Regions from separate parts of the Mus musculus genome. Here region 1 is linked to region 2. Evidence: chromatin loops called from intact Hi-C (ENCODE). Cell type or tissue: left cerebral cortex. All regions are shown on one strand. Links, peaks and the distances in the headings refer to the core of each region. The heading gives the core; the rest is flanking DNA. Region 1 holds the start of Acan (aggrecan). Region 2 overlaps Gm31213 (a long non-coding RNA gene).

Region 1 (10,676 bases), core at 1,841-9,840, 120 kb before region 2:
AGTGGGCTTTGAGGTCTCAGAAGCTCAAGGCTGGACCAATGTCTCTGTTACTTCCTGCCACCTGCAGATCCAGAACTCTCGGCTATCTCTCTAGCACCATGTCTGCCTGCATGCTGCCATGCTTCCTGCCAGCCCCAATGGAATGTTTTTCTTTATAGGAGTTGCTGTGGTCATGGTATCTCTTCACAGCAGCAAAGCCCCAAGCAAGACAGACAAGGAGCTGTGGGTATGGTGTGATGAGTCACACCACTGGTAGGGGCTATGCTGTGCTTGAGACCCCTCTGACCATCCATGTTTGGATGACAATGGCCTTGAGGATTCTTTTGTAAACTCATTAGGAAGGGAGTTGCTAACAGAACTAGAGTCTATCTCAACTGGAAGATGACAAGATGGCGCTGGGGTTCCATGAGCCCTCCAGGTAAGACTTGGAGATAGATAAAGATGAAGCTGGAGGTGGTGTTGGGGCATGCCTCAGTAAAGACATGAAAAGCAAATCTCTTTGACATCTATGGAATCATCAGTGCTGAACTTGGAGGGGCTGGGGAACCATGTCCCATCTCTTCCTAGTCTCAGAACCCAGCCTGCTTCCTCTCTGCTATGTCCACACGACACAGGGATCCTGAACTCACAAGACTGAAAACACTACCAGAGGAAAGACGGTCCACGGCATGTGTGGGTTGCCTGAGCCACAGAGGTGGTGACAATGTAGAAGAACAAATTATCCCTTAGAACAGCTGGTCCCCTTGTTGCTGAGTCTGTAGGAGCTGCTATGGAGATCTGGGAAGAAGACTGCTGGAGTATGGAGGTGACCCTTCCTTTTATTTGGGTCACTGGTGCCCTCCACTGATGGCAGAACATGCACAGGTAACTGTGCAGAGTCCCTGAGCTGTAGTTGGTCTGGGGAAACATTCTTTTCTGGGTTCAAGTTTTCTCATCTATTACAAGAATAGAATGCATCTTATTGGTGGGTTCCAAAAGACAGAAAACTGGGGTGGTCCTGATAGAGTCTGACAGAGGGATCTGCCAAATTATTGACTCAATCCTTCTCCATGCACCTCTGTGACTCATGTGGGGCTATCATAGGCCTCCCCCACCGCAGATTCCCTGGAGCACAGTTTAAAGAGCACTGGGTTGCGGCCATTTGTACCTCATATGTCAGGGGTATGGATGGGGACAAAGTCATCAGAGAAACTTGCTGAGAGTGATCAACTACAAAAGCCACATCAAAAAAGCAGCCAGGGTACGTGAACAGGAATATTTGTGTTCTTTCAACGGGGTGGACAAAAGGAAAGCAACCTGTGTACCTGAATAACCAAGTGGGCAGGGCGTGTCGGCTGCATAACAGAAAGGTCAAAGCCCTGAAGACAGAGGTGGGAGCACGGGGGTGGGGGTGGAGAGGAACTGAGCCTTGGGGAAACTCAACCTAGGAGGCATGTCTCTACATCAGCTCCCTACGGCCCATGGACTGCAGAAGAAGATTTGGTCTGATCCCATTCATGGTGGTTTGAATATGCTTGGCCCATAGCATGTGGCACTCTTAGGAGGTGTGGCCTTGTTGGAGGAAGTGTATCACTGTGTGGGCTGGCTTTGAGGTCTCCTAGTGCTCAAGCTCCACCCAGTGAGGAAGAGAGCCTCCTCCTGGCTACCTTTGGATCAAGATGTAGAACTCTCAGCTCCTCCAGCGCCATGTCTGCCTGTACACTGCCATGCTTCCTGCCATGATGATAATGGACTGAACCTCTGAAACTATAAGCCACCCTCAATTTAAATGTTTTCCTTCATAAGAGTTGCCTTGGCCATGGTGTCTCTTCACAGCAATAGAACTCTAAGACAGAATGCATGTCAGGGCCACTCTCGGGTCTTTTGGGAGCTTCTGCAATGCAGTGCTTTGAGAAGGGGCGGTATAGATGGCCGTGCCATTTGATTGCTGCATAATTCTAAAGGTAGACCATTCCACATAGGATTTTTAGTGAATCAGTTATCCTTTCTCAATCATTACACATTGCTAGATGTCAGAGGAATATCTTCCTAGTTTGGCTTCTGGTAGACCAGGAGCCCCTAAGAAACTGAGATAGTAGGTGGAACTCCCAAGAGGAGAACAGTGAGCTCAGGGAAGGTCCACCAATCTTAGGCCATAACCCAGTGCCAAGCTGTTCCTTGGTAATAGCCCTCCCCATCCTCATATTCCCACTTTGAGTCGACACCCTCATCCTCCAGGAATGGAGGTGAAACCCACAAAAAAAAGCAGCCAGGTCCTACAGGCATAGAGGACTCTCTCTGCTAAGATATCAAAACTCGATACAGAAGTCAATGTGGGTTGTTTTGGAGGAACCAAGTGAGCATCCCAGGGTGAGGCTACTGGGGAGGATACGAATGCCTTGAGAGATACCATGGCAGCTCCAGGCTGTGGGCCTGATGAGGGTGGTGTTATGCATGGGGTGATAGAGGCCAGTGCTGACAGGACAGCTCCTTACTGGACTCCAGAGACACTGCTCACCTCCCCGGGGTGCTATTCACAGACACATGGCCTCTGGTAACACCTAAGAGGGAGATGGAGCACACAGGGTTCTGCCTCAGTTAGGAGGCTTGGAGGGAGTTCAATCCCATAGCAGGACTGGCCTGAGGCTCCCACAGGAACGACAAACAATCTCCCTTGGGTCCAGTGAGCAACGGCAGCAGCAAAAGAGCCAAAGTTCTGTATAGTTACGAAGACCTTTAAACAGAAGGTGGCTGATGTGAAAATGAGGCGGGACCCAGCCCACGGGAGGGAGTAAAGGGCTTCTAGCCAGTGATGGGAGAAGGCTGAGAATTTTTATTTGTTTCCATTTTTGAGAAAGGGTCTTACATAGCCCTGACTGACCTCATTACGTGATCAAGGGCAACCTTGAAGTTCTGGTCTCCTGCCTCTGATTGGCTGGGATTCTAAGCACGCACTATCAAATCCAGGGCTTCGTGCACGTTAGACAAGCACTCTGCCTACTGAGCTATACTCTTAGCTGCAGGAGACAGGATTTTTAGGCATCCTGCTGGGCCAGCCTCTTCCTTGGTCTGCCCCTGGGCTCCAGTGCAGCAGCCTTTCCTTCCACAGATCTGCTGGATCAGCAGCTCTTTAGACTGAGTCTCTCAGCCTGCTGTAGGCAGAAAGAGCTTCTAGCCTGCTGCTACATTCGGCTTGAGAGACTTGAAGGAGATTCCAGTCCCCTGAAAAGGAACTTGCTTAACTCCTCAGTCTCCCTAAGAGATGACACCCTTTTAAACACTCTGTCTATTGTCCTTGAAGGTATGTTTTTTAGAAGCTGGGTTTTTTTTTTTAAATTTGGTGTGTGTGTGTGTGTGTGTGTGTGTGAATCTTTGTCTTGCACCTAGGGACAAAAGTACTCATTTAATCCAAGGTCAAGATCAGCTGTGTTCTGGAAGCAAGGCCCTGTCTCAGGCATAAGGGTGGGGGGCAGGTGGAACAGTTCTCGACTCCCCCTGCCCTTGCAGAGCACAGCTACAGCATCAGCCACTAACCTCTCAAGGAGAGACTCAGGCTAGGAGAATCACTAGAAAAATCAGATTCCTGTCCCCATCGCTCATCCCACAGAGGAGGCTGGCTTGCCATATACAGTGTTCACCAGCTCCTTAGATGGCTCTAATTTCCAACCTGAAGATTACCCTCCTCTCTATAACAGTTCTCTTTCAGTGTCTGGTCAAGTTGGACAACATCCTGCAAGTTTTACAGTCATTCCAAAGTCTAGCTGTTCCCCTCAGCCATCGACATATAGAGGTAGAGGCAGGGAGGCTGGGAAGTAAGACAGCCCTGGCTTGGGAGATCAAGAAGGAGGTGGGGGTGACGGGATGAAGAATGTGAGGCCAAGAGTTCAGGCTCTAGGAAAACCATCTTCCTCAGGGCTGGGGTGGTGGCTGGGACCAGGAAGACATGCTCTTTAGAGCCTGGGATGCTCTGCTTGGATATTTCTCTCCTAAAAGAAGAGAGAAGTATTCCTAAGTGTGGCCCTGGAGATGAGTAGGATATGGAGGACAGAGCCAGACGGTGACCCAAGGGTGGATGATGGATGATGGGGGACCTGGGACTGTCTGTTAGGTTCTTTTCCCTACACCTTGATTATCTGAGACAGGGACTCATGTCGCCCAAGATGTTCTCAGATTTGCTATGTAGCTGAGCAAGACCTTTAGCTCCTGCTTCTCCTGCTCTTACCTTCGGAGTGTTTAGATTGCAGGTGTGCACTGCACACTCAGTGGAACCCAGGATGTCAATGCCAGGCAAATATTCTATATCAATTTTTTAAAAAGGTAAGATCTTGCTATCTAGTCTAGGGTGACTTCAAACTCAAGATCCTCTTGGGATTAGAGCTGGGACTATAGACCTGTGACACCACACCCAGCTATGGCTGAGTTCTGATTGGATGACACAGTGCTTCTATGATGCCCCCCACCCCTACGCCACACTGCCTTTCAGGTGGCTTGGGGAACGGCCCTAGAGGACCCAGAAGACTGTTTAAGCTGAGGCGGGGCTGAGAGAAGCTCCCCTTCCTTCAAGTGCCCCCTCCTACCCTTCTGACAGCTTACTTAAGGAGAGAAGGTCAATACTAAAAGCTGTCTGCTTTAATGTCTTATGATCCTATAAAATGCAGGTTCAGGTGAGCTATGAAAATCCATCCCTTTGGCTAGTAGCTTTCAGTTAGGCTTTAATTTAGTGTAACTTTATTCCTCAAAGTAGGGGCTTGGATAGGAGTTCCTGGTTCCTGTTCAGTTTTCTTTTCTGGAGCTGGGCTGGCCTCAGCTCTGGTGCCCCACTCTCTGACCAGCTCACTTCCCACAGGGATCCAACTTCTGTTTCTTCGCTGAGCTCTAGAGGGCGCTGTCTCCCAGAGAAGTAGAGAGAATTTATGGGCTAACAGTAGCTGCCATTTTGTGGGGGTAGAGGTAGGGGTGGGGTTGGGGGTGGGGTAGGGGGAGTCTTCTCTTAAGAAAGAATTTTAAAGTGTAGTAGTCTGTTTGCTCATCTACTCATTCATTCATTCATTCACCCTCTCAATTCATTCAGTCAACTAGCCTATCTTATGTGCCTCGAACGGAATTAGACACAGACATAAAATCCCTGCCTTGGCTCCCAGGTAACTCCATAAGGGATTTCATAGACAGTGGCTTCTTTCGGGGTCTCCATTTCACAGATAGGTAAGACAAAGCCCAGAGAGGTGAAGCTACTTCTGTCACACAGAGCTTGTCTCTGGTGACTCCAAGTCTGGGAATGCTTCTACTGCCAATCCTGGACACCTCTGGCTTCTTTTCAAGGTATAGTGACCTCCTCACTCTCTTCTGAGAGCTGTGTGTGAGAGAGGTACTGAGTGACACCCCCACCCTCCCCTTCCCCAGCTATGGCAACCAGTCCCAAACAGAAACCTCCTTTGGCTTGGAGATCACATGTTCTCACCTGCTGATGTCTCACCTTTCCACAGCAGGACCTTGAAAAGCCTCAAAGATAACAACACCTAAGATTTTACTGCAGGTCTACCTTGTGCCAACATCTTTATTTGCTTTATCTTGGACCCACAAGTCCATTTCATAGGTGCAGAAACAGGCCCACAGGGGTAAGCACATTTCTGCAGGTACACAGACAAGATTTCAATTTTCAAATGGGCCATTGAGACCCTACCTTCTCCTCACTCCCCATTTGTGGCCTGCTCTTGGCTGCTACCCAGACCCTGCCTCTTGCTTCTGGTTGACTCTGTCCATTGGTTTATAGCTTGACCCTTGACCCTGGGACTGAATGAAGCCATTTTTTTTCCCTCTCTCAGGTTTGGCACTAATGACATTTTGGATTCTATGCTGCATGTGTGTGTGTGTGCGCGCGCGCGCACGCGCGCGCGTTTTGGGGAGGTATCATTTTGTACATTCAAAGTGTTTGGCAATTTTGCTGGCCTTTCTCCACAGCATGCAGGTAGTTTTCCAAATAGTGACAACAGAAAATGTTTTTAGGCATGTTCAGGTAGGGGGAATATAGTTTCCAGTTGAGAACAACTCTTTTATAGAAATCAGGATCCAAGGTCAAGTTGATAACAGCTCCAGCTCCCATTAGACAGGAGGTAGAGAGTGCAGGATCAGCTACATACAGAGCCCAGTATGTAGCAAGTACCGGTAAATGCATGAATAGTGTCTGTGGCTGTGGAATGTTCTAGATAAAATCCTGATGCTCTGTGTTCCTATACAGATCCTCACAAGTTTGGGCTGGGGTGACTCAGGTTCAGTACTTCTGCTTCCTAAGTCCTCTTGGCAATCTCTTAAAAGAGGATGGTTATAGGCCTTGAAGACCCTGGGCATTCATGGTCTGTGGATAGCCAGAGAGACCAGAAGGCTGAAGATGGGTTTTCACTAGGCACTGCAGAACTGTCTAGCTTTGCCTCTTTCCTCTTCTTGCTTCTAAAGTCGAATCAATTACAGAGACAGGCTGGCCCCTCTCTCTCTAGAGGACCCCCCAGACATGACTCCTTTTCTGGGTAGATATCTTAAGAGGAAAAACAAGGAACCTCAAAAGTAAGCAAATAGCTATTTCGTGATGTCCAGCCTCACACCCCCCAATCCACCTATTCAGGAGTTTAACAAAAAGCTTCTTTAGGATACACTGTAAGGCCATTGAGGGAGCAGAGCTGCCTTCACACACTCTAGCCAGCCCACAGGGCCCAACCTCCAACACACACACACACACACACACACACACACACACACACACACACACACACACACTCACACACACAGCTGCATACAAGGAGGCTCTGAGTTTTTCAAAGTAAACTCAACCATTTCCGTTCTTGCCCTGGATTCAACTTTTTGAAAAAAGAAACCGTTTTACCAGTTTCCCTACAAATTTCCTCTCTGGTCCGATTCTCTTCTTGCCTGCGCTCTCTCTCCAGCTTGCCCCCACCTTTCTCCAGACCTTTCTAACAGGCAGTTAGTCTCCAGGAAGGAGGGCGTCATCCTTAAAGGAACCTCTACATCAATTGTGCTCTTATATTCCTGGGACACAGGAGTCCAATTCTGTGACTCCCTGACAGCAGGAAAGAAAAATCCCTGTATCTAAGATGGGTGTCTACACTGTACCCCACTTCTCAAGACAGCACGTACCTGTATACAGGGCTGTCTTCCAGCCTTGGGTTCCTTTCTGACACTGAGTCTTCTCTTTATTTGAACTTGTTCTCTTCCTACCCCCCTCCCGCCCCCCAGGTTCTATTTCTACTGCCTCCATTCTGGCCAGGTGTTGGTACAGTTGCAGCAAGGACAATCCAGTGCTTGCCACCTGGAGTCACAAGGTCTTTTATTTCCTTTCTGGTTTTGAGTTATATTTGTAGCCCTTGGCTTTTGACAAAGGCTCTCACAATGTAGCTCATGCTTGCCCTTAACATACTATGTACCCCAGGCTGGCTTTAGATTTCCAAATGATAAGCTTATAGTGTGCCATCACAGTGGGTTGCAACTGATATCTTCCAAGTTTTTATGGACTACAACTTGCAATTATAAATGCAAATATAAAATGTATGTCTATTTGCATATATAGTTATGACTATACATACCCCCATAGAGCACTGCAAAATGCATAACAGAAACAAAAGTTTCCAAAAATAATACTTGTCCTTACTACATGGGAGGCTCTATAATGTTATCTACTATTTCATTAAAGCCTCCGCTGTCACGGCATTAGGTTGGATAAATCTTAGAGTCAGCCACGGACTCACAATGGCACTCCAAGCCAAAGTCTGTGGGCTTCCCTAGGTTCAGCCAAGGCGCCCCTGATGCCCAACCAGCAGGGCCTGGGAAGGATCCAGTTCTAAAAGGTATCATTAAAAAAATCCACACCAAGACTCTGAGACACACAGTCTCTAAGAATGGTCAAAACTGGCACTACCAAGAATTTATAATTTGCAACCCAGTAAAGGAGAAGAACTAAGTAAAGTCTGTAAAGGGTTTGAAAAGGCACCCACAGCGTGTCCCTTAATCTTTGAAGAAACCTTCCCCTGCAGGTCCCCCTTATCCTTTTTAGAGACATGAAGCTGAGCCCCAAGGCGGCTCAGGACCTCAGCAACTCATGTAGCATTCAGTGGCTGGGTTCCGACACTAACCTGCCTCCTCACCATCTCAGGAGGTGAGTTACTTCTTGGGGCCCCTTTTGCTGTTTGGGAGGGACATGAGTCCCCTTTACATGCTAGGGTGGAGTAATGCTGGGACGCAAGGGGGGCATTCAGGGTACCCCGAGTGTCCAGGGGTAATGAGAGCTTTCAAACATAAGACAGGAGTCCCATTGTGAACATGAGTACGTATGCTCTTCATGGAAAAATGTGGGAAAAGTCCAATTACTTTATACTAAAATGAAGAATAGAAAACATTCCCCAAGTACTTGTGGGGTGGTGGGTGAGTACTGGCCCTTTGCTGGGGTCTTCTCAGCAATTTACTGGGTGGCTGTTGAGGCACCACGGAGCCCAGAGTCTGGCCTCCTCTGAGTAGTACTCTGGAGAAAGCACACAACGAATGAACAAACCAGTCTTGGCTCTAGAAACACCTCATAGTTATATTTAAATTCAACAGGACTTCAGGAATTCCAGCATTTCTAAGACAGATTTTTCCTCCTCTTTGATAATTCCCTCATCTAAGATGTTTTAAATGGGGCAGGAGGGGTTGCTTATTCTGTAATGTTTTCTTTAGGTGAGTAGAATCTCCTTAGGCTTGGTGACTGAGAGCGCCCCCCACCCCCAACTAGCCTTGCCAGGACAAATAGGCAACTAGACGACTCCTTGTCATGGTAACCAGAGGCAAGGAAGAGAGAGGATTAAGGCGGTGACTTCTCTTCCCTTAAATCGGCAGAGGAGCTGACTTCAGCCTCAAAAATCTAGACCCTAATTCTGACTCTGTCCCTAAATCAATGACCTGTAAAAAGTCATTGCATTGTTGTAGATTCCCTTCCCTAGGGGAGATGCCATAGGTGCTTTTCAGGGTCTAGACACCAGCCCACTGCAACACCCAGAGGCAGAAGCACCAAGGCAAGCTACCTCACAGAAGATCTTCCCGTTGCCTCCCACTGACACTCCCCACCCCACAGAACTGGAATTAACATGCCCACCAAACCTCTGGGACCTGAGATGCTCTATAGTGAGACTAGTGAATGCCCGCTCCAGAGCCTAGCTCCGGATTGCGGGCAGCAGCAAGTCCGAATAATTTGGGCGGGATTCTTCTTCCTGAAGCAGACAGCCCTCCACACCCACAGCTTACTGACACGCTGTCACCCTCCCACCCAGCCCTGGTATTGGAAGGGTTGCAGAAAAGCGCAGAAATGGAAAAACTTCGGGACCGTCCTGCATCCCCATGTCTTCTTTCCACCTCGACAAACGCCCGATCTCCCCTGGGAGCAGTAGCCCTGTCCCAGACTCAGCTGATATCTTTCCTCCTCTTTCCTACCGCTTTGAGTATCCTGAGATCCCTGCCATAAACCCAATGGGACCCACGAGTTTTCTCATCCTTTCTCAGGTATCTGCCGCCTATCTGATCAGCTGTTCATGTAACTTTGTTGATTCTCTGGTCAATTGGCCTTCCCAAGAGAAGATGAAAGCCTTATGGGGCACCCAGAGGACAGGGGGGGGGGGCGCGTTGGGGGGGGGAGTGGGATTTGAACCCACATTTCCTTGGCTTTAAAACTGCTACTCGCTCTACACTTCAGTTTAGCGCCCCCATACCTTAAACTTGAAAAATCTCTGGTCTTTCTTAATTCTGTGTACTCAGAGCTGGAGCCCCTCCACGTGTTCCCATTCACTTTGAGTCCGGGCAGCAGTTGAGTTTGCTCAACTTCCGTGTGCATGCAGCGGAGGTCGTGAGAGTCTCAACACACATACCCAATGTGGGCACCAAGGCACGCCACCCCCAGCACCTAGGCGCCTGTCCTCAGCAGCATTCCCAGATGCCCTGGGACAGAGCTCCCCTGGAGAGAAGGAGCCTTTTCTTTACCTTGAAGAGTTGGACTCGCTCCTCCAAGAACTTCAGTCCTTTATCCCTGCGAAGCAGCTAGGGATTCCTGGGGGCTGCCAGCCCCGGGTCTTGCTGCGCTGCAGCAGGGATGCTCTGCGCGGGGGGGGGGGGGCCCTGCGAACCCCTTCTCCCGCCGGCGTCTTCTCCGCAAGTCCCCTCGGGCGGTGGCCGCAGTGGTGGCTGGCTGACTAGGTTTCGGAGCAGGGTCGATGAAGGGAAGGGACACAGAAAGGTGCCCGAACTCCCTCGGCACCTGCGTCAGATGCTAGCCGGCGAGGATGCGGAGAGAGAGTGAGGGACCTTGAGCCGTTCCGCACGCGTCCTCAGCTCTGTGAGCCCCTCTGGCACCGCGGGGAGGTAGGTGGGCGGGAATGGTGCGCGGTGACACATACATAGGGGCGGGCGGGGGAGGGGAGGGCACACACGAGGGGTGGGGGCGAGCGCACAGGGAAACCCCACCCCCGGGGCCAATCTGCGGGGGGAGGGGAAGGCAGAAACGTCCGGAGCGCGCAGGACCCGGGCTGGGGACCGCGCTCAGCTGGGGAAGGCTCCGGGCGCGCAGGGCACGAGAGGAGCGCGGACCCCGCAGCTCCTGGGGCCGCGGAGGAAAGCTGTGCGGGCAGCACTGGAGGGCCCGCGTCTGCATTGCGGTCGGCAGCTCCGCA
Region 2 (10,676 bases), core at 1,446-9,445:
GGTGTCCAGGAAGTCCAGAAGAAAGTGTTGGGTCCCCTGAAACCAGAGTTACAGATGGTTTTGAGACACCATGTGGGTGCTGGGAATCAAACTTGGGTTCTCTGGAAAAGCAGTCAGTGCTCCTATTGCTGAGCTGTCTCTCACTCTCAGCCCTGTAGTTTTTATTTAGTTTTAAAGAAGGTATAGGTTTATAAGAGTTTGGGTAAGTGAGGAACTTGTGATAGTGGGAATTTCTGATCTATACAAGTCCCATACAATAATAACATGCATTGCAATGTAATGAGGCTCCATGCCAAAATATTAATACTTTGGGAGAAAACCTCGATTTAAAAAGTAGGCCAGGTAGAAAGGTATAAGAGCCAGGGGGTGGGGAGTGGAGGACACCAGGAGAGCAAGGCTCTCTAAATCAACATGTTAAAGCTCATGTGAACTCACAGAGGCTGGGGCAGTGAGCTCCGGGCCAGCATGGGTCTGCACCAGGTCCTGTGTGTATATGTTATGGCTTCCAGTTTAGCGTCTTTATGAGATTCCAGGGCATGACCCACAAGTAAGCGGGTCTCTGATTCTTGTGCCTTCTCTTGAACCCTTTTCCTTCTGTTTGTTTGTTTTGTCCAATTCCAATGTTAGTTTTTGTTTCATCTTATTATATTTTGTTTTACTATTATCCCTTAAAAGCCTATTTATTTTCTGACAGACAGAACAGGGGTGGATCCTCACGGGAGGGGAGGTAGAGGGGAATTGGGAGAAATAGAGGGAGGGAAAACCATAATCAGGATATATTATGTGAAAAATATTTTCATTTTCTTTTTTCTTTTTTCAAGACAGGGTTTCTATGTAGCCTTGGCTGTCCTGGAACTCTAACTGTAGACCAGGCTGGCTTTGAACTCAGAGAACCTCCTGCCTCTGCCTCCCAAGTGCTGGGATTAAAGACTTGTTCTACCACTGCCCACCTAAAATCTATTTTCAATAAAGGGAGTGAGGGTAGGCAATAGGCCAGGTTTATCACAAGAGTTCATGGGACTTTTATGGGGGGGGGGTCATTGTCGATCAAATCTAGGGCCTTATGCATGCTTGACAAGGCTCTACCATTAGCTGCACTCTCAGGCTCCTTAAAATCTTAAGTATATCACATATATTATAAAACTATCCGAAGGGGAACATAGGAGGGAGTGTTTTCATAACCAACGAGGTCAGAGAAGCCTTTCTTCCAGAAGCATCTTGAGTGAAGGGTGCTCCCTGGAGCACTTTTGGGGACTGCTGACTCAGACTGTCTTCTGTGAGGAGCAGTGTTGCATGGGAAGGCTCCAGCAGTACCTTCCACTGTAACGCATCTCCTTTCCAGGCAGCTCTCTGCCCTCAGCTCACAGCCTCCCTGCTCCAGCTGCCTCAGGTGCCACAAAAGACATATCACCTCCATCTCGATCCTGCTGAAGATTCTCTTGGGAAGTTGTTTCTGCCCCATCCATCTTCCTCTCGATTGTCCTCTGGACTGCACATCTGGACCCTAAGTCCTCCTCAAGTGCAGGACAGAACATCGCTTGTTCCCCAGTGCTTGACACAGCGCATGGCTGTTTGGCACAATGGTAGATTAAGCTCAGACCTCAGTCTTGCCTTCATGATTAGGTTTCGCCAGTGAGCCACACAGACATGAGTGCTGGTTCATGAGCTATCTGTGACATCCCATCTCAAGTGTTCGAGCTTCCTGGGAGACTGTTCATCCCCCACTTCCAGTAACCTTGCGACTCACATTCTGGTAAGCACTTTGTTCCCTCCCTAAGGCCTTTACATAGGTCGTTCTTTCAACTAGGATCCTTGTTACTTCCTTCTCCACTGCAACTCTCAGATGAAAAGGCACCTCCAGGGAGGAGATTGACCAATCGTTCTCCATTCCATGGCCCCGACCTGCTTTCTGTGTCTTTTTTGTATTAACTTCCCCCTGCTCCACTGTTATAGGTAACATATCTTATAGGTATCTCATCTTATCTCCTAGCACCCAGCCTCTGCCGTCGCTGGATTCCTGGGCTAGAGCAGCACCCGAGACCAGACACGGGCCATCTGGTTAAATGAACAACTCAACCCAGGAATCACAGGTAAGAATATATTTTCCCTCGGGACAGCAGAGACACCCCTACCCAGATCATCTGACTGTAGCTGTCTGTGTTCAGACTCCCAGGGCAGAGAAAGGCTTAGAATGACTGACCCTCTAACATAAGCTGATTCACCAAGGGCGCCCTTCAGCCGCCTGGCCAGCTCCATGCAGCAGGACTGTGAAAAGGGTCCTTGTCACTTTTGACTGTGTGGTCATTCATTGGAGTTGGCTCTCCTGCCACAGAATTTTATATTAAATTAAAAAAAAAATCCAACCCATGTTGAAGCACATACCCAGGCACAGGTGATGGGACAGGCTGGAGGGGGGACTAAGGAATGATGACAGCTATTTGAGAAGTTTATGGAGGAGATGGCAGATGACGGGAACCAAGTTCACTGCTCTGAACTTGGGCTCAGGCCCAGGTCTCCTTCTCTGCCACTTCTTTCCCAAAGTATTCACTGTTGAGCTCTCAGGGTATAGGGGAGGTGGGTGTGAGTAGACAAGAAGCAATTACCAGGGTCTTAGAGGATTCAGAGGATGGCTAAGGAGCCCAGAGAGACAGAGAAAGCTATTTCTGTACTAAGGTGTTCCAAAGACCCGGAGTTCTTGAATTTCCCTTATTACTAAGACTTGATTCCTAAACATTCTATAAATATTCATTTCCTGTCCTCAAGCTGCCATTCAATAAGGCACACCCCTGGCTTGTGAAACAAGCCCCCCCAAACCAGTGACCTGGCTTTTCTGGTATCCACTGCATTTTTCTTCCAATAGCCCACTAGCCACTCAGTGGAGCTGTTCCTTAGACAGCTTCAAAAAAGCATGGTCCTTAATAGCTCATGTGTGCCTTCCTGCCCAGCATCCAGGCTCTCAAGCTATGTCCTATCTGCTGCCCCTGACGTGCCCTCATCATTGCCTACCTGGCTCAGGGTGCTATGTAAAATCTATGGAACTTGTGAGATCCTGCCCAGGCCACACTGCTTTGTGGCAGGGAAAGACTCAGAAGCCCTGTGAGATAGAACTGCGAAGTCTGGGAGGGCTTCCCAGAAGAGGTGATGGGGGAGTCACGTCTTAGAGGAGAAGTTAGTGTTAGTGAGGCAAAGGTTCGGTAGTGTTCAGGTAAAGCGATTTGCTCAGGGAGCTTACGGATCATAAGTGAGAGGGATGCTGATGGACGATGCATGGCAAGGTAGAAATGAGGCTAGCATCTTGCAGCCCAAAGTCTTTATGTTTACCTGGGCTAGGTAGTAAAGCTTAGGAGGATACAAGCTAATAGGCTGCCACCAAGACACCTAAATAAAGCCAGGACACACAAGGCCAGAGGACACAGCTAGTGACAAGAAGAAAGAGCAGGGCTTCAGTCTGTCTCACCCCGTGTGAGATTTGGATAACAGAATCCAAGAAGTGTCACACATTTGTAATCCCAACATTCAGAAGGCTGAGGCAGGAGAATCGCCATGAGTTTGGGGCTATTGTGAGCTATGCAATGAGCTCCCATCCACCTTAGGCTACATACGATGTACTGTCTTGCTCAACATTGCCACACTAAAAAGAGACCCCCAAAGAGAAAGAAAGTTCCAAGCTTGTCCTTCACATGGGGTTTGATCAAAGTATTCATGGCCTCTAAGATCTCCAAATCCTTGCCTGAGGAATTAACCACATGAGTTACCTAAATTAGTGTCACGCCCTGCAGGGCCCATAGAGGGGCTCGTGCAAATGTATTCTGACCAGATGCTCCCAAACCCAGGCGACAAGGAATTTCCACAAGACAAAGGAGTCCAGCCAACCAGAGCTGGGTTTACAGGACTGACAAACCCACAGGAAACAATCCACTGTGAGTGGAGAGAGACAGGACGGACAGGACAGACAGGATGGACAGGACAGACAGGACCGACAGGGGACAGGACAGACAGGACTGACAGGACCAATAAGACCAATGACAGGACCGATGACAGGACTGACAGCACCACTAGGACCAACAGGACCGACAGGACCACAGGCCCGACAGGACTGCTAGGACATCAACCAGAAGGGCACTGGTTTGCAAGAACTATGAGCAAATACTCAGAACGCTGCTGAACATGTTAGAATAGGCATCATGAAGGGAAGGATGGTGGGTTAGAAAGAGAACTGCAGGGGCTGGATAATAACTCCCTGAGCTCCTGGCCACTAGGAACTCAGGATGTGACCCTAATTGGGGAACTATGGTCTTTGCAGACAGACAGAAGGATGTTGGGGGGATGAAAGCAGAGATGGCAATGCTTTGGCTGCACACACAAACAAAACCAAAACAAAAATAAAAACAAAAACAAAAACAAACAAACGAAAAGTCCCCAGAAACTCTAAAGGAGGAGTTGCAGGCTCTAGAGACAGCACAGCCTACCCCATACCCTCTCTCCCTCCCTTCTCTCTCTCTCTCTCTCTCTGTACATGTGTGCTGATATGCACATGTGTACGTAGATACACATTCACATGTGATGTGATGTATGACAAATGTATGCCAGGTGCCACCCACCTTGTTTTCTGAGACTGGACTTCTCAGTGGTGAGCTAGGCTGGTTGGTGAGTGAACCTCAAGCGTTCTCCTGTCTCTGCCTTCTCCGTGCTGAGACTGCAAGCATGCATCACTGTGCTCAGCTTCTTTACGTAGGTTCTGGAGCTTGAGCTCAGGTTTGTATACTTGCTTTGGAAGCGGTTCACTGAAGGACCCTCCCAGCCCCTCATACTTTCTTAAGAGCATCACATTACCGTAGCATGTGGTCCTCTTGCTTCCGCTTTCCCAGTACTGGCATAAGGCAGTTCACTGCATCCAGAAGTTTCTGAGGTTTCTAAGTCACTGACTTTGTGGTAATTTGTTAATGCCAGCCTAGGAAACTAAGGTGAACTTCTTGAGGTAAAAATGTATATTTACTATATTTTTAAAAATAGTTTATAGGTCAAGTGTTGGTCAATTAACTCTTTATATCTTTCATTTTTTTAGATATTTTATTTATTTATTTTATTTATGTGAGTACACTGCAGCTGTTCTTCAGACACACCAGAAGAGGGCATCAGATCCCACTACAGATGGTGTGAGCCACCATGTGGTTGCTGGGAATTGAACTCAAAACCTCTGGAAGAGCAGTCAGTGCCCTTAACCACTGAGCCATGTCTCCAGCCCATATCTTTTAATTTTCACAGCCTTAAAGGTTTGTAGTTATAGATAAGGACTGAGCTATACTGGGTCCCCAGGATAACCATGTAACATAAAGAAGCCAACTTTTGTTCATGATCCGAGGCCAGACCACACCCAGATTGAGATGTGGGATAAGACCAGCCCATGAGAAACTAAGGGTGCTAGGTGGGGTGAGTAACCGGATTGGGTATTTCATCACAGGGTTCTGGGTCATCAATACCAAACCATGGGGTCCAGATTACTCTAGAGCCACCTAGAGCTCAGAAGCTTCCAAGCAGGTGTTTGGGCCTAAACACACTGACATACACCAATCTTCACCCATACCGACATTCTCCCCAGGTCCTGAGCACGAGTGCGTTTTCCTCTAGGGCCATAGCCTAGCCTTGAGAACGAAGTAGTTGGATCCTTCCCAGAATACTCTTGGCTCCTGAAGGAGAGTTGTCAGTGCCTGTGAACTTTCTTTAAGACCGCGCATTTCTCTGCCTGTGCGGCATGAGGCTGGGTCCTTTATGGTCACCAATAGTTAGGAGATTATAAACCATTTTTCTGTCTGATTCCCAGCCACAAGACAACAGAGCCTTTGCCAGCTAGGCTATAGGAGCCAGCTCATCAGGGAGTCAAGGAGAGACCCACAAGAGGCACACATTCATTCCTCATGTGCCCCCAGGAGCCACCAGGCTCAGGTCAGGAGGCTCCCAGGTAATGGCTCCATCCCAGACACATCTCATGGTGTTGGTATGCATTTATTTCACAAAGACCCTATGTCTATATTTTCCTAAACCACACTGAAGCAACCCAGGGTGCCTGCTTCCCTGACTTTGAAGGCTGGTGAGAAATTCCATCTCAGACCTTCCCCTCTGCTTTAGCACAAGAATGCTGAGAAATAGGCTCCGTTGGGGCGCCTGTAAAGCACTCATTGTCCAAGCCTATGACGTGATTCCTGACGACAGCTGCTCCACACTCTCCCTGCATAGTGGCAATTAAGGGTCGTTTGTCCTAACTCCAAAGCCAAGGTCTAGTCCTTTCACTAAATCCCCATTTATCCCAACCCTCTTGTCATACAGGAAGTAAAGCAAGATCATGAGGCCGAGGATGGCTTGTCTAGAGCCACCGTGTGTTTATCCAATAATGCACCAAAGTTTTCCCACTTCCTGGACCATCGGTGTTTCCACTGGCACACCCTCCTGACTAGCATCCTCCGGCCACAGCTATGTCATACCCACCCCAGGTGGACCAAATCTTCTGTGTTATCCCCAAGGAGGTCACACTACTGCTGAGTGAATCAGATCTCTGTGGATGACAGGGGAATAGGTGGTGATAGAGTTCCTTGTGTTCCAATCTGAGAGACCTCACCATCTAGATATACCTTGGCTGCCCTTCCCTTTTGCCTGCCTCCTCTGCCTGACTATCTCTCTTACTGCTGGACTATGTTTATGGCTTGGTTCAAGTCTAGGTCCATGGGTAGAACTGGAACTGGGGATCAGTCTGTGACTGAGCTATGTCCAGGGCCAGATCCAGAATGGGGCCCACAGCTAGATCCATGTTGTATCTATGGCTGTGTGCCATGGCTGGGTCTGTGCCTATCTATGTCTATGGGTTGGTCCAGAGAAGCTCGAGTCTGAGTACAGCTGGCTCCACGGATAGGCTTGTGGCTAGATCTGTGGTTGATGGCCAGATGCCCTATCCCTGTGGCCATAGTAACCCTATCTGTCCTTCTAGACAAGTGGCCTCGGAGCCTTGGTCTGGGCTTTCTGCTATTACTGCAGATGGGGTGATGAGCAGAGCCAGATCTGTTCTGCAGCCCCTGTGACCTCCAACCAGCCTTGGCCCTAATCTAAGACCTTAGCTTTCCACCTATGAAATGATCAGACAGGGCTGAAATTGTGACCTACAAGCTGTGTCTTATGGGCCCCTAAGGTTTTTGTGTATTTCTTCTGAGGCCTGGCATGGATGGTTGACTTTGCAAGCTGAGCGTTATCCTTAGGTACTTAAGTCTTTTCTAGCCAGAACAAGCTAGCATGAATGAAGCCTTCACACAGGAAGACTGAAACAACCTAGGTGTTCCTCTTTAAGGTCTAGTTAAGCACATGGTATTACAGCCACAAAGGGACTATTATACAGTTGGGAAAATGAAGATTCTAAAAGAATATAACTGTCTGATCAATATATATCCAACATTTTATTTGTGCTTTAATAATTTCCCAATGTCTGAAGGGGGAAAAAAGAGAAATCAAGATGCTTTCTTAGTGCTAATAATGTTTATACACAAAATGGGAACATAAACAAATATATTGTCCACAATTTATTACATAGTAAAATAAAGTAATAAAAGCAAACATATCAGCATATTCTCAATTTTCATATCAAACCCCTATAAGGATTTGTTTTTTAGAGTCGGGGTCTCATTATATAGTCTTGGCTGGCCTAGAATTTTCTATGTAGACCAGGCTGGCCTCAAATTCACAATATCTGTCTTCTGCCTCTGAGTACTGAGGTTAAAGGGTGTGTGCCACCAAACAAACCCGGCCAAGAAGGGGTATTCCTGACGCTAGTATGTATCTTACTGTGGGCTGAGGTAGGAGGGGATGGTAAAAAGAAGGGCAGGTGAAATCCAGGTTGAGTGTGAGATACATAGATAGATGACAGAGAGACAGATGGAGATGAAGCTGGGTAGAGATGATATTGGCATATGGATATAGATGGTAGAGATAAATAGATATAGATGATACATAGATTAGATATAGATTGATACCATTTAATGGCATTTTAAAATGTGAACCATGTAAATACATTGTTTTCTATTAGACTGGTTTTGAACTGGATAGGTGGCTGAGGATGACCTTAAACTTCCAGAGTACTGGAATTATTGACTTACACCACTGTGCCTAGCTTGTGCGGTGTTGGGGCTCAAACCCAGGACTTAGTGGTGCACGTTAGGGAAGCACTCTGCCCACTGAGCTACATCCCCAGCATAGCACACTACCTTTTCAAATGGAAATTCAACGCTAAGTTAGAAAAAAAAAAAAAGGTCAGGGGAAAATCAGTTGACTAGACAATTTTTGGATTGTCTTGCAGCCTTGACGAACAGCTGGGATTTGGAATAAAGGGTAGAGAAGAACACCACTAATGGCCACAAAGGCCTGTCACCAAAGGCAGAGGTGGCCTGGGGTGCCTTTCTCTGAGGAGTGTACCTGCGGAGACTCCAGGACCTGCCCCAGCCTTTCCTATACACAGTGCATGAAGGCACCCTGGTGTCCCAACCCTGCGAGCTCTGTGTGCCCTCCCATGCCCGCCGCCCTCCTGGGCTCCGGAGGGTGGAGGCTAGCGGCTGCCTTCCTCAACCAGCAGGCCAGAAGCAGCCCCACCCACCCGCCAGCAGGATGCAGGCCTGTCTCCAGCAGACGCCAGCTCCAGACTGTGGCCTGAGCCGAGTCCAGAACAGAACCCAGGGCACAGATGTTCATATTCTACCACTCCCGACGTGCCTCTTGAAAAAAAAAAAAAATTCTCAGAGCCAGCCTTCGTCAATCCACCTTTGAGTGAAGAGAAGAGGGGTCCTTCTCTCCTGCAGCTGCGGGCATCTGGCTGCCCGCCCTCGGGGGGCCAGCCACAGGCTGCAGGTCCATGCCGCCCTTGTCTGCACTGCTGGCTGTTGGCCGAAGTCCCTACAGAGAGGCGATGACTAAGAAAGGGTAATACAGGTTCCAGTTGGCCCCTGTCTGAAGGTCTCTGGCTTTTTCTGGCTGCCTCACACTTTGGGAGGTGTCTAACTGAGGTGAGGGGCAGACTGCAAAATCCCTAAACCCCCTAAACCGGGCCCTACAGGCAGATCAAGACACACACCCCTGGCCTCAGTCAGCAGGGGAGAACTCAGTGTCCACTAAGGTCCTCTGACCTGCCAAGCATTTACAGTGTACAGAACTACCTAAAAAGCAAGGTTCTAGGGGGCTGGGGTGGGGTTGGGGGTGGGACTGGCTTAGTCTATAAAGTTCCTCCTTCTGTACAAGCAAGCAAAGGAACCTGAATTCCATTTGCAGCACCCACATTAAAAAGACGGTGGTTGTGGGAGGCTCCCCGGGACCTAACTGGGCAAAGGCACCAAGCCTGCTGACCTGAGTTCAATCCCCAGGGTCTGCGTGGTAGGTGACTATAGACTCCACATGTTGTCCTCTGACCCCTACACATACACCGTGACCTGCACGCCCACATGTGCACACATACACACGCACAATAAATGTGATTTGTGAATGAAAACACTAAAAAAGCAAAACCCACGCATGGTGGGAAGTGTCTGGAATCCTACCACTGAGGAGGCAGAGACAGGGGGATCCCTGGGGCTTCCAAGGAATCTAGCAGGATTGGCGAACTTCAGCCTTAGGGAAAGACCTTGCCTCCAAAAATAAGGTAGAGAGCAATTGAGGACACTCAATTTCTACCTCTATCCTCCACATGCACACACATGTACACACGCACACACACACACACACACACACACACACACACACACACACACACACACACAAAGTATTACACATCATATACACAAATTAATAAACTCCAGGCTCTGCCATGAGCCATGTGATCTTGGTAATATAGCATGACATAGGTCTGAGCCCCAGTTTCATCATCTATCAAATGGGATGATTATAACGACATCCTGAAGATAAGATGACAGAGGTGGTAAATCTTCTAGTCAGCCAGACAGCTGGTGCCTGTCTGGTGGAGAGAGAGGGGTGGGGGTGAGAGAGAGGCAAGAGAGAAAGGAGAGAGAGGGAGAGGGAGGGATTGAAAGAGAGAGAGACATTACCCTTTGTCTCTAGCATAAAAGTACAAGGTTGGCACCAAGTAAGAGTTAAGAATCTGAAGCCAACTGCCCTGGTTCAGATCCTAGCAAGCTATGTGATCTTGGTCAAGTTACTCTCTCTACAGCTGTAAAAATAGGGACCATTAGTACATGGTACCCAGGGCTGCTGGGAGATACAATGGCATTTGCAGCAGTGTTAATGCTAGCCCACAGGCCCTCTTCTGTTCCAGGTAGCCTGGTTCACCCCAGTCTTTTCAGGGTCTATTTCTGACCAGAGCAGGGAAGGCTGGGAAGCTCCACCCAAACTTTCTCCTCAGGATGAAAAGCTGGGCCGCCCCTCCCCATCTCCAACCAGCATCAGGTTTTCAGAAATGTCTTTAACCTGTGCCTTAGGCGACAAAGCCCTCCAAACCACTTGTGTGGGATGAACAGGTCCCCCGAGCTTCCTGCCCACTCGGCATCTAGGCCTTCAATCCCTAGAGCCATCGCCACCTCGCTGCACCTCTCTGGAGGGAGGCTGCTTCCTTTTGTACTCTCCGTGTCATCTGCCCCTCTGGCTCCTGGTTGACACAGCTGCCAGCCGCATGCCATCGGCCAGCCTGCCTGATGACC

The links. Peaks named below come from ENCODE experiments on the same cell type or tissue, not always from the same donor. Only the 100,000 strongest peaks of a DNase experiment are listed, where the experiment ranks them.
Region 1: it touches region 2 in a loop (2.2-fold over the local background); 2 of 42 quality-filtered maps call a loop at or near these places.

Annotation. Positions count from the first base shown.
Region 1 is chr7:79,052,923-79,063,598 of GRCm38, reverse strand. Acan (aggrecan) reads right to left here and starts at 10,373. Exons shown (of 18, transcript NM_001361500.1): 1 at 9,991-10,373. It overlaps Gm26633 (predicted gene, 26633), which reads left to right and starts at 10,276. Exons shown (of 3, transcript NR_132432.1): 1 at 10,276-10,368. In left cerebral cortex, for the core only: a CTCF peak has its summit at 4,847 (motif pointing right); no DNase peak of the experiment used is centred there; H3K4me3 peaks cover 44 bases.
Region 2 is chr7:78,937,375-78,948,050 of GRCm38, reverse strand. Gm31213 (a long non-coding RNA gene) reads left to right here. Exons shown (of 5, transcript XR_882237.3): 3 at 1,624-1,753; 4 at 1,991-2,090; 5 at 8,336-9,105. Among named protein-coding and RNA genes, the nearest start is that of Gm31213, 12 kb to the left of the region's middle. In left cerebral cortex, for the core only: no CTCF peak of the experiment used is centred there; no DNase peak of the experiment used is centred there.